3 separate regions of the Mus musculus genome follow, and all the other regions are linked to region 1. The links are chromatin contacts, found by Hi-C or POLR2A ChIA-PET in ENCODE. All regions are on one chromosome and are shown on one strand. The core of a region is the stretch at or near the end of the contact, and the rest is flanking DNA. Distances in the headings are between cores, read along the strand shown.

Evidence for each region. A loop is a pair of places that touch in the nucleus more often than their neighbours do. ChIA-PET counts read pairs that join two places held with the same protein, here RNA polymerase II (POLR2A).
Region 2: POLR2A ChIA-PET joins it to region 1 with 11 read pairs in Patski. The contact joins the promoter of Ubald2 here to the promoter of Foxj1 in region 1. A Hi-C loop is called at or near these places in 2 of 37 maps with a recorded cell type or tissue (T-helper 17 cell and mouse trophoblast stem cell). POLR2A ChIA-PET finds 5 or more read pairs at or near these places in 3 of 5 experiments (Patski and embryonic stem cell).
Region 3: POLR2A ChIA-PET joins it to region 1 with 10 read pairs in Patski. The contact joins the promoter of Rnf157 here to the promoter of Foxj1 in region 1. POLR2A ChIA-PET finds 5 or more read pairs at or near these places in 3 of 5 experiments (Patski and embryonic stem cell).

The regions. Positions count from the first base shown.
Region 1 is chr11:116,333,045-116,337,858 of GRCm38, forward strand. Foxj1 (forkhead box J1) reads right to left here and starts at 2,310. Exons shown (of 3, transcript NM_008240.3): 1 at 2,174-2,310; 2 at 998-1,664. The coding sequence starts at 1,495. Rnf157 (ring finger protein 157) reads right to left here. Exons shown (of 19, transcript NM_027258.1): 19 at 3,301-4,814.
Region 2 is chr11:116,431,436-116,436,249 of GRCm38, forward strand. Ubald2 (UBA-like domain containing 2) reads left to right here and starts at 2,659. Exons shown (of 3, transcript NM_176902.3): 1 at 2,659-2,993; 2 at 3,124-3,186. The coding sequence starts at 2,874.
Region 3 is chr11:116,410,817-116,415,630 of GRCm38, forward strand. Rnf157 (ring finger protein 157) reads right to left here and starts at 2,216. Exons shown (of 19, transcript NM_027258.1): 1 at 1,881-2,216. The coding sequence starts at 1,968.

The DNA.
Region 1 (4,814 bases), core at 1,060-3,559:
TCTTTTCTGGGACCTGAGTTGGCAAAGGCATTGAATAAGGAGAAGATTGGGGAATCTTTTGACCCAGGGTTAGAGCCATTTGGAATGGGTTAGGACTATGATCGTGCCCTCTTGCTCCTTGGCTGCCTTAGGGAAGAGTGGGCAACCTCAGGCCTCGTCTCTAGAACATGGATCTTGATACTGGAGGATGTTCACAGTGCTGTCTCTGTCTACTGAGCCTTATCTTGCCCTCTCCACACGCAGCAGCTTAGTTCTGCTCACACCACACTGGTGTCCAGGGGCCCAGGCTATGCTAGCAAGGCAGGTGGGCAGTGAGTGGGCACCCTTTGGCCAGCAGGGCTGAGATGTTTACACGGCAGCCTGGCCCATTGGCTGCTCTGTGCCAGGTTCTGGAGATTTAGAACCCGAAGCCACTGCAGCAGAAGTGCCCCTGTGGAAAGCACCTGGCTCAGGTAATTGCCCCCCTAGGGAGGCTGGCTGAGAGGGTGGGGGTGGGGGCAGGAAACTGGGGAGGAGCTGAGGTGGGAGGCTGGTCAGTGGCTTCAGGATGACTTCCTGACCCCTCCACCTGGACAACTGATCTTTGTACCCAGAGGGGCTCATCTCTGCCCTACTCTCTAGACGCAGGGTGCAGAAGTTGGCAGGGAGGTCACCTAGGTTCCATTTCAGAGTCCAGTTCTGACTAATTCCTCGGGCAGATCATTGTCTAGGAATTTTCGGACACGGGACAAGAATGTGCCTTAGTGTTACATCCCACATGAGGCTACACCGGGCCCTATTGGTCCCTCTTCTACAACTTCGTCTGTACCTCCAGGGCCTTGGCTCCAGACAAGGGAGCAGTTTCAGAACCTGGCAGAGTGGTCAGGCCTCTCATGAGGCCTGACCTCACAGCCAGGTGTCTCCTTGGCCTTGCAGATCTGGTATGCGAGCCTGGCTAAGTGCCAGAAGGAGGTCGTGAGGAGGGAGTGGCCACCACCCGCACCTCTCCTCCCCCTACCTGCCAGGTGGGGTCTGCATGGCGGAAGTAGCAGAAGTTGTCCGTGATCCACTTGTAGATGGCCGACAGAGTGATCTTGGTGGCCTTGCTGGCTTGCATGGCCATGCAGATGAGAGTGGCATAGGAGTAGGGTGGCTTCACGTGTGGGTTGGTGGCATAGTCCACGTCGTCAGGGGGCGGGGCCTGCAGCCCCGGGGGCGCGCTTCGAGATGTGCACGACGATGTGGGCTTGCCGGGTGTGTGCGGCTGCCCAAGGCAGGCAGGGTCTGCCGCCAGCGGTGACCCGGGCGCCACCAAGCCCGGCACTTGGTGGTAGCCGTGGGGGTCTGTGCCTCCTGGGGGAAGAGTGGGAGCCTTGGCGTTGAGAATGGAGAATTCCTGCAGCCATTGCAGGCTGGTCAGGCTGTCATCCAGGGCGTCCGGCTCCTCCATGCCGCCCTCCGGCCCGGCTTCCTCTCCGGGACCCGCTCCGCAGAGGCGCAGCCAGCTCTCCGCCATGTCTGCGGGGACTCTCCGAAGGGGCGGTCAACATCCACAGGCTGAGCCGGAGTGGCCCGCCGCGCTCTCTGGCCCGCTGGTAACCCAGACTCCAGTTACACAGTCTCCAGAACACTCACTTCCATTCTGCGACCCAGGGGGTCGCCTCCTCCGAACACGAATGTGAGGCCTGCGGGAGCACCACGGAACTGAACACTCTTCCCCTACCCCGAGAGGAAAGAGGCGCCTTAGGGGGGGAGCCCCTCACATTCATCCCCGCAGCCTGTGGCGAGGTCAGGGAAACACAGGACCCTGGTCTGATCCTGCGTCTCCACCTCTCTCCATCTGCCCTTGAAGGGTTTGTTGGCCACAATGAGGGAAGAGGGTAGGAAGGCCCAAACTAACTCTTTTCCCCAAAGAGTGGGAAACTAAGATCACATCCCAATAGTCCAGGGGGGTCAGTACGACGCGGCTGGGGCAAAGTAGGTCATCTGATCCTTGAAAAGAGGTGTTAGGATGAAGGGTCTCGGGAAAGGAAGGTCACAGGACCGAGTTATGGAGGAGCAGGAAGCGATCTCCCGAACTCCTCAGATTTCATTTTCGTGGCCCCACTACTTCTGTGGGCGACCGATGGACTGGATAGCCAGCAGGTCCCGACGCCCTCCCATCCCGTGGTCCACAGCCCTCCCAGTCCCTTACCTGGCTCAGAGCGCAGCCAGCCAGAGGAAGGTTCTGGAAGAAGTTCCTCCCACCTCCCGCGGTTCTCTGTCCCCAGCTCGAGGGCTGTGCTGGCGCCCCTCTTCGCGCCCCCCCCCCTCGCCCGACGGCGCTTCTCTGAGCGCCGACGGCCCGGGGACCGGCATTAAGTAGACGCTCGGAAGGCTTCTTCTGCTGCCATGGCGACGCCCCGCCCCCATAAACAGCTTCCGCTGCTGTCATTGGCCAGTACGTCTCCAAGGAGACCGCGGGCCCTTGCAGCTCCTCTGGCGGCAACTCTCTGGAACTCTCTGGTTCTGCCGCCCTCTCCCGCGCCACCCAGCCCCCTACCCGCCACCGAGATCCGACTCTGTGCATTCCCGCCCGAGGGCCCCGCGCTGGGTCTCACGGCGGGTGCTCGGCTCCCGCTCGAGGCCCCGGGAACCCCTCCCCCAACGCGTCGGGTTTGACCGCTGAGGGGACCCAGCCCCGGATTCTGCAGACCAAGTCTCGGGGAACCGTGCCCTTGAAGTCTTTGCCCTCACCGGGCTGCCAGTGGCCTTTGTCTGGTTTCTGGGGCCTTTCCCTGGTCCCCGAGTGTCTTCTCTGGTGCCCACAGGCAAGTTTGACTCTCTGATGCCACCTGTCGCTTATAATCCGCAGAAACGGCCACACAGCTCGCAGACACACCGAGGCGGGTAGGGTAACCCAGCGTCTCCCGGTAAGCAGCTCGCCCACTCACCCTGCTCAAGTTCCCGGAAGCTGGCATTCCAGGGGCATCTGCGGAGGTGCTGCCCTTTCAGACAGTCTAGGAAGCAGAGCCAGCCGGCAAAAAACAGAAAAGCCCTGGGCCTGCAAGATTCTCAAAGAGGTCATTTGTTCTACTGATTTAGCCAGGAACTGGTTAAGTGATGGGAACTACTAAGCATAAGGGATTCTGGGCCCTAGCTTTCCCTATTGCCATCAGCTTTGGGGTTCTTTAATAATTGACGAGCTGCAGGATTGGAAGTGATCGGGTTTAAGGCAGATGCAGAAGCAGGTAGGGCAGTCAGGAATGGAGCTGGCCTTGTACCCAGGTCTGCAGAAATACTAAAAAGAGCCTGAGCCACTGACTGAAACGAATACGTTCACAAACGAATTCACGTTGTAATTAATGGCTCCCTTGCCCCTGTAAACAGTTTTATTCACTTTTAAGAATCATGCAGCAATCCATAAATATTGCATCTTGATGTCCCCACTGTAATGTGCCTATAAGTGTACTCCATGAATGTGAGGGGTACACAGATGGCACATACAGAGCACACGCACGCACACACACACATACACACACACATACACACAGGTGTTCAGGCCCTAAAACAAAGTGTGCAGCCAGCACGCCAACACCAGATGGACAGGACTAGTTCCCCAGTGGGATGGATGGCTTAGGGTTTGAGTCTGTGCCTGGCAGATGTCACAGGGGATAGACACTCTGGTGGGATGAAATTAGGTAAAGCAAAAAGGCTCTTTGAGGAGGCCAAGATCTGGGCAGTACCAAGCATGGAAAGGTGCAGATACTGTGTGATGAGGAGCCAACGGCACCAGGAGAACATGCCTGACTCTGTACATTTGAGCCCCAAGAAAGGGATGGTTCCCAAATGGACTGGGTTGTGTGGCAGCTGACAGTGGGCCACCCTGTGAATGGGCTATTTCTGCTTGCCAAGAAGTAAAAGGGCAGAGTGAGGGGCGGAATGAGCAAGGCAGAGCAAAGGGTATGCTAACCTGGGTGCCTGGATTATGGAATTCAGGCTGAGCACTTGTGAAGGGAGACGGAAGGGCTGATTATAATGGCTTTTTCGAGGGTTCCTGGCCACTGTGGCTACTGTTTACCCGAATCTCCTTCATCTCAGCTTCTTCCCCTCCTCCCAGGTCACACCACACTGTGAACACCGCTTACCTACTGCCTGCCAGGGGAGAAGGGCTACGTGCAGCCGTGCAGCCGTCCCAGGCTCAGGGAACTTCCCTGTTGTTTCTGTTCTGGTTTTTGAGGAGGTGTGGATATTGCTCAGCCTACACTGGTGTAAACCTTAAGTGTGGGAGGGAGGGGCCCTCGGGATGCTGAGGAAGTAAAAGACGGGAAGCAGGGTGTTCAGAAGGGGCAACATGGGATCTGAAGCTCAGCCTGTCCCACGTCCCGCAGCGCAGCAGAGCCCCTAACAGTGGGATTACCATGGAAAGGAGAGCTGTGCGGTGGTGCAGGCCTGTGATCCTAACTCTTGGGCAGTACCGGCAGGAAAACCCGAAGTTCAAGGTCATTCCCAGCCACATGGCAAGTTTGCAGCCGGACTCTCCACCCCCGACCTCCCCTCAGGATCCTGGGCACTGGCATTTTGGGGAAAGCCTTTCAAAGAACACACTTGCAAGTCTAAAGCTCCTCGTATCGCACCCTCATAAGTGACTGTCACTAATCTTGATCCCCAAACCATCTCATGTTCCGCTGAACGACTTTCTGTTCCAAAAGCCACTAGATAGGCATCTACTTTAGAGCCATGTTAAAACCCACTGAACCCAACAATTTCCTGCCAGCTTGCTGCTATGGCTTTGAGTGCTAACCTGACAGCATCTCTCAGCACTGGTGAGCCCACCTCTCATCTATCCCATCTGA
Region 2 (4,814 bases), core at 1,409-3,908, 99 kb after region 1:
CCCTTCCACCTGTCAGGACCACAGATCACACGCTTATTTCTGGAGCTCTTCCTGCCTCCTCTTGGGATGACCTTCGCCCACAGAAGATCACCTGAGCTCCAGCCCCTCAGGCTTAGGAGGCTTGCCCGCTCTTCCCAGCAGTCCACAGCTGGGTCTTGCACCGGGTAAACATTAGCTGATCCTTAGAGATTAGTTGCCTTAATGTCCAGGAAACAACAGATTTTTCAGTTTTTATCTTCCTTGAGAGCTGGATAATTCTTTACATAGCCTAGGCTAGCCTACAAGTCCTAATCCTCCCGCCTCAACCACCCAGATGCTGGGAATTACAGACCTTCATGTACCCCCATAGTAGCGGGTGTGGGAACTTTTTAATGAAGACCTGGAGGCTATAGGCACGTTCTCTTAAAATGTCTGTGTCCAAAGTCGACTTTGCTACTCACCGCCCCGGCATGCTGGACACCTGTAGGTACTTGTGAATACCTGCAGCCCACAATGACAGTGCTTCCTTGTTCTAGGGCAGCTCTTGGCCCGAGATCCCTGGAAGTGCAGGCTGCTGGCTGTGCCTTTGTATTTTCACTTTGCAGTTACCTTGGGGGAGCAGGGAAAGACCTTGAAACTCTACAGGGGCCACCTAGCCTACACAACCACATCTCTGCATTCAAGCAACCCGTGATAAAATAATATCAGGACAGAAAATTGTATCGGTACAGACTTTTTTCTTTTTTTAAACATGCACAGATTTCCCCTCCCTATTTCTTGAACAATACAGTACAACTATTAGTGCTTACGTTCTATTAGGTATTATAAGGCATTTTAGAGGTTATGTACAATATATGAGGCTGTGTAGGGGTTATGTACAAACGCTATGCTGTGTTATGCTATGCTACATAAAAGAAGTTGAGTGTCAACAGCTTTAGGGGACCCTGAAACACGGCTGGGGGGGGGGGGTCTATACTTGACTTCCCAGGCACACTTACAGCCTCAGCCCGTGGGCGTTTTGGGGATATCTAAAGATAATTATAGTACTCCTACCCCTTCAAAACAAACAAACAAAACAGAAGACAAAAGAAACAAGATTAACTCATCCTTGCGCCCAAAGCTTTTTGTTCTCTTCTTGTGGAGCTGGGGAGGTAGCCGGGGCTTCTGGTAGGCTAGGAGAGCTCTCCAGCCAGCTGTGCATTCATTGGTGTGCAAACATCAGTTGTAACCTTATTCTTAGCTAGATACTTTCTAAAAAACGGGCAAGTTCTCTTAAAGAGAACATTTAGTCCTTTTAGGTAAAATAAAAAGAGTTCAGTGAGTAAAGGCGCTTGCTGCCAAGTTTGTCAACCCCAGTCTGGTTTTACACCCACACCATGGAAAGCGACTCTCACTGCCTCTGCCTTCACTGGCAAAGAAATAGAAGTGAGGTTTGCTTTCTTCTGTTCTGTCCTTCTGTTCTGCACACCCTAACTAGTTAGAACCTTCGCTGTAATTAGTTCTGATGAAAAACAGTATATGTCTTCCTGAAACAGGAGCCTTCACAGTAAATTCCCAATCCGATCCTCCAGATCAGGGTGGAAACAGTTCCTGCCCGCTCCCCATGGTCTAGAATCCTTGGATAAGTGGGGCTCTTATACCATGTGTCATTTTTTCCTACCAGCCAACTTCACCATCTTGTGTACCTTAAATCATCTTTAGGTCACTTTAATACCCAATACAATGTAAGTTTCATGTGAATAGATGTATCAATGTCCTCTTGATCAGGGAATAATGACAAAGAAAATGTCTTCATGCTGAAAACAGGTACTTTTTTTTTTTTTTTTTTTTTTAAAGCATAAGGTTTTTAAACCCCGAGGCTGGATTATGCAAAGCATGCCCTGGCACTGGCTATTCCCCCCCACCCCCGTGTGTGTGTGTGTGTGTGTGTGTGTGTGTGTGTGTGTGTGTGTGTGTGTGTTTGGAGAGTTTCTCTATGTAGCCCTGCTGGCTGTCCTGGAACTAACTCACCATGTAGGCAAGACTGGCCTCGAACTCAGAGCTATCCGAATGCCTCTACCTCCCACTGAGCCCTGAAATTAAAACCATGTGGTCACTACGCCTGGTTCTTTTGTGTTGTTTTGTTTTGTTTTGTTTTGTGGTGTTAAGAAATTGAACCCAGGATCTGTCTGCCATGTTTCAAAAGTTTTCTTTTTCTTTTCTTTTTTTTTTAAGAGAGACTGTTTAGAAGCTATTTAAAAATTTAAATACTCTTGAGAGTCGAGTAGCTGCGAAGGTTCTGTGTGTTTTCTATTTTGATCGTTCTGTTTCTCGAGATGACCACATCTTTCAGAGGAAATGAGTCAAAGCCACTCCGTCTTGCTTTTCCAGCTGAGCATGTTCAGTTTCAATGAAGTAATGAATGAACTTGGCCAGCACCACCCCCACGCCTACAACAGCAAACACTGATGACCTCCACCAATCAGAACGCGGTCAGGGTTTTCGAGTTGAGTTCAAACAGGCCTACGGTAGGCCAATCAGCGCATCACGCCCCGCCTCCCGATGGCGGCCCCAGCCAACCACCAACTCGGAGGAGCCAAAACACGGAGGCTGGCCAATGCCGGGGTGCCCCCGCGGCACCGACTCCGCCAATGGGCGCGGCCAGGCGAGGAGAGAAACAGAGCGGCCGGGCCCGCCGCAGGATTCGAATCGAACGTCCGTGTGGGAGCCGGCGGCTGGCTGGGCTGCGCGTGGGCCAATCAGCGGCGTCGGCTCACGGCCCCCGAACGTTGGGCCTGGCGGCCCCGCCCCGCGCTGTTGTTTGCGGCGTCGGCGCGGCCGCGCGAGCCGAACCACAACATTCGCCGGGCGGCGGCGGAGCTGCGAGCGTGAGCCCGGGGCGGCCGCCCAGCGCCATGTCGGTGAACACGGACGAGCTGCGGCACCAGGTCATGATCAACCAGTTCGTGCTGGCCGCGGGCTGCGCGGCCGATCAGGCGCAGCAGCTGCTGCAAGCGGCGCACTGGCAGTTCGAGGTGTGCACCGGGCCGGGGTCGGGAGCGCGCGTGGGAGCCGGGGGCCGCGTAGGGGGGCCGCGGCGGGGGGGGGGGGGGCCGGGGCGGCCAGGCCTCGCTCACGCCGCTGCGTCCCGTATTTTGTCCGCAGACCGCCCTAAGCACGTTCTTTCAAGAAAGCAACATTCCCAACAGCCACCACCACCCGCAGATGGTAAGTGTTCCCCAGGGCCGCGGAGGGGGCGCTCGGTGCGGCAGGGTCGCTGTCAGCCGCGCCGGTGACAGCCATGTTGCCGGGGAGCGGCGCGCCGCGAATGTAAACAAAGAGCCAAAATGTCTTCCAGGAAAGAGCGCTCCCAGGCCGGCGCTGGCTCGCCCAACTTTGGGACCCGCCTCCAGGCCGCTGGATCGGGGCCTGAGGCCCTGTGCTGGGCGCTGTGCCCTGGGTGTAAGGGCCTTGGTGTTGGGGAGGTGGGGGTAGAAGGAAGGGAAGACGGCTTCCAGCAGGATGTTGCGATTCTGATAGCAGAGGATGGGGAAGGGGCTCGAGGATAACCAGACCTTTGGGGACTTCGGGGTGGTGGGGGACTGAGGGATTTGTGTCTTGATGCAAAACACACACACACACACACACACACACACGACTGAGGTAGGGATTTGTGTCTTGGTGCAACAAACACAGCCGTGTGCACACACACACACACACACACACCACCCACCCACCCAGTGCTGCAGGAAGCAGGGGAGGGATAGATCCACCCTGGCTCCGGAAGTCCAACTCTACCCACAAAGGTAGGCTGGCCCTTCCAAAGCCTCCAGGGAACATAACCTTTATGGAGGATATACAGATTTATATACCTAAGGTGAGGCCAAGAATTTCTTTTAATCTCAGTATGTTAAGAAACAAAACAGTCCAGGAAATAGTTCTTGGAGCCTGGATTTGTCCTCTTCCAACTTGGCTCCAGGCTAGAGCCTTTGCCCTCTGGCCAGTGGGTACCCTGCTTTCCTGAGGCCAGGCACATCCCTTCTCTGCTCTAACTCCTAGTTAGCTATTAGCTCCAAACGTGTAGGAGGGCCTGAGCCCAGGAGAGGGGTGGTAAAACATTATTCCCTAAGAGATCTGCCATTGGACTTTTTTGTTTTTTTTGGTGTCCTTGTCCCCAGGAGACAAGACTACATGTGGATCTTCTGCTGTATCTTGTTCTCAGCACTTTTTTCTTCTGACAAAAACGAGCCGCCCCCCCCCCTCCCCGCGTGGTGGCGCACGCCTTTAATCCCAGCACTCAGGAGGCAGAGGCAGGCAGATTTCTGAGTTCGAGGCCAGCCTGGTCTACAGAGTGAGTTCCAGGACAGACAGGGCTACACAGAGAAACCCTGTCGCGAAAAACAAAAAAAAAAAACAAAAACAAACAAAAAACGAGGGGGGATGCTCAGGAAGGAGAGTCTGCCTCAGTTTAAACTAGCTCTCAACATTTGGAGTAAGATTGGAAAATGAATGATGCTGTGGGCCCCAGCCACTGCGGCCAAGCTCTTAGAAAATTCAGGTGGGATTCATCATGCCCAAGACCCCCTCCTACATCCAGCCATCCAGACCTCCAGCTTCCTAGACCTGGGAGTCTTCTGCTTTCATCCTGCTCAGTGTCTTCCTATGCACAAGACTATTCAGAAAAGCATAGCCATGCTGAAGGGCCTGGAACAAGGAAGCCAGCAAGCCCCAGCTTGAACTGGATTCCCTCCCTTCCCCCACCTTTGTCAATCTGTGTGTGTGTGTGTGTGTGTGTGTGTGTGTGTGTCTGTCTGTGAGTGTCTGTGAGTCTGTGTGTTCTCCTTGGAAGCTTCCCT
Region 3 (4,814 bases), core at 966-3,465, 78 kb after region 1:
GCTACAAAAATCACTCTGAGGCCACCCAGTGCTAAATAAGACCCTGTTTCAAAAACAACACTAAAAAATGAAGAAGTAAAAATGAGTTAAAATTAGGTAAAACATTTCAGAGATTGGCAGAGTGGGGAGCATTTTTGAATTGTTAAATACTAAATGTGTTAGTTAAGAAAGGCTTTGGAGCCAGATGTGGCAGCTCACCTTGTAATCCTCCTGTTTGGAAGGGGAGGCTAAGGCAAGAGGATTAAGTGGAGGAAGGGTAAATATTCTCCTGAGGCAGCGGACTCTCTCACAAACTCCAAGCTCAGCAAAGCATGCTCTATCTTCTGATCGATAAAAGGCTAAGGCACTTAAGAGGAAAAACCCAACTGCTGCTGTGCTTTTTAGTTTTTTTTTTTAGGCAGGGTTTCTCTGTATAACCGCCCTGGCTAGAACTCGGTTTGTAGATCAGGCTGGCCTTGAACTCACAGAGAGATATATACATACTTGCCTCCCAAGTGCTGGGATTAAGGCGTGCACCACCACACCTGGCTTCATATTTGTGTTTTTAAAAGAACAAAATGCTAGTTGGGTATAGTGGCTCACATTTGTAATCCTATGGCTGGGGAGCGGGGCTAGATCAGCCTCCTTTTTGTTGTTGTATTGGTTTTATTTTGTTTGAGACAGTCTCACTGTGTAGCCCAGGCTGACCCCAAATTTAACAATCCTGCCTCAGCCTTCAGGGCACCAAGATGCAATTTTAATAGATAAAAGTAACCATGCGGTCATTATTAGCAAGAGGTTTATTAAAAACACTAACAATCGCTGCTTAATGTCAGACCTCTCTAAAGTGGTTCTCACTCATTTCTGCTAGGACTCATTCTCTGGCACAAAAGCAGCAAGACAGGGAGCTACTGGCACTCACTCCGCAGGGAGGCAGGTTCATTGTCTGGTCCCAGCTTCCACCTGGCAGAAACTGGATGTACTGCTGAGAAATCAGCTCGACTCATTAGCATGTCTTTATTCTACCAAGAGAGAATGGGACCCTGTCCAATTCTGACACCTCACTCACTACTCCCGCATCAAAATCCACACCAGGTCCTCAAGCCAGAGGGAAGGTGGTAGACACGAGTCCCGGGGGTCTTGAGATCAGCAAGCAAAAAAAAATTTTTTTTAGATAAAGGTGATGATAAAGGACATGTAGCTGGGTCACTCGCCAGCAGCTTGAACAGCAGTCCTCACTCAAGTGGACTACTTTCTCATCTGCTGTCAAAACTCTCCTGCAATGCTGATGCTGATGGAGGCATTGACTGTTTCAAGTGACAGTGTACGACAGAAAACACTTTTGCTCTGTCTCCAGCCATCTCCTTGACAGAAACTAGGAAAGGGGCAATCCAAGTGACTCTTGTCAGATTCCTACACATCTCTGTTAACTTAGTTTCTCCCCCAATCCCCGCCCTGATAGTCTCCAGAAAAGCGAAGAACTGCTTAAGCAAGTTCGTCCTCCCGCACTACTCCTCACGCTCGCAGAAACGCACTTCTAGCTGTCCCAAGGGACATGGATGCGACAGCCCGGGGACAACACCTGGCACAGGTGCCTGTCAGGGATGCCTCTCCAACCCGCAGCCGCTGCAACGCCGCATCCCCGGCGGCGCGCGTCCCTGTCGCAGAGCAGATTACCACGGAGGACGCGAGCGGTGACCTCGGTGACCCTGCAGGCACCTGCAGTCCTCCGCGTGGCGTCGCCGAGGCCCGGGATGGGGAGCGCCCCCCGCCCTGCATCCCGAAGACCTCCCCCGCTCCGCGGCCGACTCGGGGCCGCCCGGGCCACCGCGTTGCCCGCCCGCAGCATCCGACGCGCGGCCTCCCCTCCGCCCGGCCCGTGGCGCGCGCCCGGCCCTCACCGGACTTGGGCGGGTAGCGGTACACGGAATTGGACGGGATGTCCACCTCCTCCACGCCCGCGTGCTGCCGGCTCGTCAGGGCCCCCATGGCCGCTGCGATCGCGGCGTCGCCCGGGCTCCGGCGTCCGAGCCTCAGCGCGCCGGCCGGCCGCACGCCCGGTGCGGGGGTCGGCTGCCCGCCGCGGCCCGCTCGGCTGAGGCGCTGCTGCGGCTGAGGCTGCGGGGAGCGGCCCGCACGGCGCGCACCATCCTCCGCCGGGCACCGCGGCGGCGCCTCTGCCTGAGGGGGCTGCGGGGCTGAGCCCGGGGGCGCCGCCGCCGCCTCAGACCGCGTGATGTCAGCGGCGGCTAGCGCGCGGGGGGACCGCGGCGGCCTCAGCCAATGGGACGGCGGGGCGGGAGCGCCCGCGGGCCGGCCAGCCAATAGGAAACGAGCTGCGGTGGGCGCCCGCGGCGCGTGCTTCGCGCGGAGGTTGCGGCGCGGATGCGGCCTGGGGCTCGGCGGCAGCGACGGGCAAGGGTCTGAGTCTCCCGGAGCTGCTCGGCCACGGCGGGTGGAAGAAGCATGGTCCCCGCCGCACCCGAGCGGTGTCCCGGTGGGATTATTGCTCCGGGTGCGCCTCCCCCGTGGCACCGGGGAGGCCTGCCTCGAGCTCGCGCGTCTTTGTCCCTGAATCCCACAGCGAGCCGCCCCGCCCTGGCAGCCAGAGCCCCGCCTCCTCCGCGTCTGTCGAGGTCATAGCCCAGGGGCGAGCATCCACATCCCTCATGCCCCTACCGCCTGAACCCCAAGTGCTCTGCCAACCTCACATCCCAAATGTCACCAAGACTGCATAGGGGATGTTGGGATGGTCAGCTAAGATGTGGCCATCCCTCCGTAAATGCTGTTTGTAACCTCCTTCCTGGGACAGCTCGGGTAGCCTTTAGGGTTTGGATTGGTAGGCATTAACTCAAGATAGTCACTCTGAGCCTGTCCCTTGTGAACTGTTCTCTGGAGACACTGGAAAGAGCCTTGTGTGGCCTATCAGTGAACAGTCCTCGAATCAAAAAGGGAATTTGATAGGGCAGATCTAGGACTTCCCTACACACACACACACACACACACACACACACACACACACACACAGTGGGCAGGCAGAAGACGTCATTGCTCAGTTAATTACAGACATTTATGTATTTGTGGGTATGATGAGGTTTTGGGGATTTTTTTGTTTTGTTTTTGTTTCTCTGGGGGGAGACTGATCAAGGTTCCGAACTGTTTCAGCATGACGTCAACTTTCAACAACATACACAGTAGTTTGGGGTGACTGATTCCCTTCTTTAGGTTTGTAAAACTGTTTTGTAGATCTGTCTGTCTCCTGATCTCTTCTCTTCTCTTCTCTTCTCTTCTCTTCTCTTCTCTTCTCTTCTCTCACCCCCCCGCCCCCCCCCGTGTGTGTGTGTGTGTGTGTGTGTGTGTGTGTGTGTGTGGTTTGCAGGGGTTGGTGTGGTTTAAGTTTTGTTGTTGATGTTAACATTTTATTTGTGTGTTGGCAGGGGGGGGTTCCTCTCCTGTATCGCCAGGTGATTTTAGAGGTCAAAGGACAACTTGCAGAAGTGTTTTCTCTTCAACTGTGTGGATTCTAGGGATATATCTCAGTTCCTCGGCTCCCCCTCCACCTTGAGACCAGATCTCATGTAGCTCTCGTTGACCCAGAACTTCTTGTAACCAATGTGGCCTTGAATTTCTGAGTCTCCTGCCTCTGCCTCCCAAGAGTATTTTGCATTTTCATTCACCTGAATTTAACTGACTCTGTGTTAAAGTTACTTATGAAAAATTGCCTTGGTTTTCCCCCAAGGTCCCCTGGAAGCCAGGCACCCACTCCTATCATGCACATCGGGTGATAATGAGGGAGGCCAAGTCCCTGCTCCAGACACCCTCATCCAGGTCACAGGGCTCACCTGAATTTGGAGCTCTCCCTGCAGCCCCCCAGCCCTAACCATTAGGCTTCCAGAGGTATCTTAGGGGAGAGCTGTAGCCTCCCTCTATTTTCCTTTCTCTACACACAGATCCTTCCTCACAGGTGCCAGGTGACTGCGTGTGGCTCCAGCCTTTGGGAAGTGGAGAAAGCTGGATCAAGAACTCCAGACTGCATAATGAGCTAGCTCAGGCCACATGAAACCTTGGAGCGTATAAAACAGCAAAAACCACAGACTTGCAGACAAAAGTGACACAACCATTTCTATTTTTGAGATAGGGGGTCTCACTGTGCTGCCCACCTCAGTACTGTTGATTACAGGATCCTCTGTCTGGGGCTGTGGACAGAAGGGCCAGCAGTTAAGGCTCTTCCTGTTCTTACAAAGGACCTAAGTTTGAGTCCCAGCACCCACATGGTATCTCAGAACCATCTGTAACTCTGGTTCCAGGGAATGTCATACCCTCTGTTGACTCTGGGGACCTGACACTGCACATTGTGCACAGACATACATTCAAGGGTAACAACGTACAGCCAGGTTTCGTAGTGAATATCTTTAATCTCAGCACTTGGGAGGCAGAGGCAGGTGGATCTCTGTGAGTTCAAGGCCCACCTGGTTTACATAGTGAGTTCCAGGCTAGCCAGGGCTGCATAGTGAGACCATGCCTTTAAATAAATAAATAAATAAATAAATCCAATAAACAAAAAGTAGCGACACTCATAGGACCTCAGCCTGCTTGGAGCCTGATATAGATTAATTCCTATCTCCCATAGCGCTTCCCATCCTAGAAGGTGATGCCTCCTCCCATGAGGAAATCATACCCACAGCCTTGGAAAAGTAAAGAGACATAAGATAGAGCAGCCACGGCAGTGAGGCTCCGGGCCAGGCTTGTTTTGTTTGCTTGCTTGCTTATTTAGAAAGCAAAAAGCAACTTTATGTAGATTGCAGCTGGGGGGGAGGGGCTAGCAGCTCATGTGG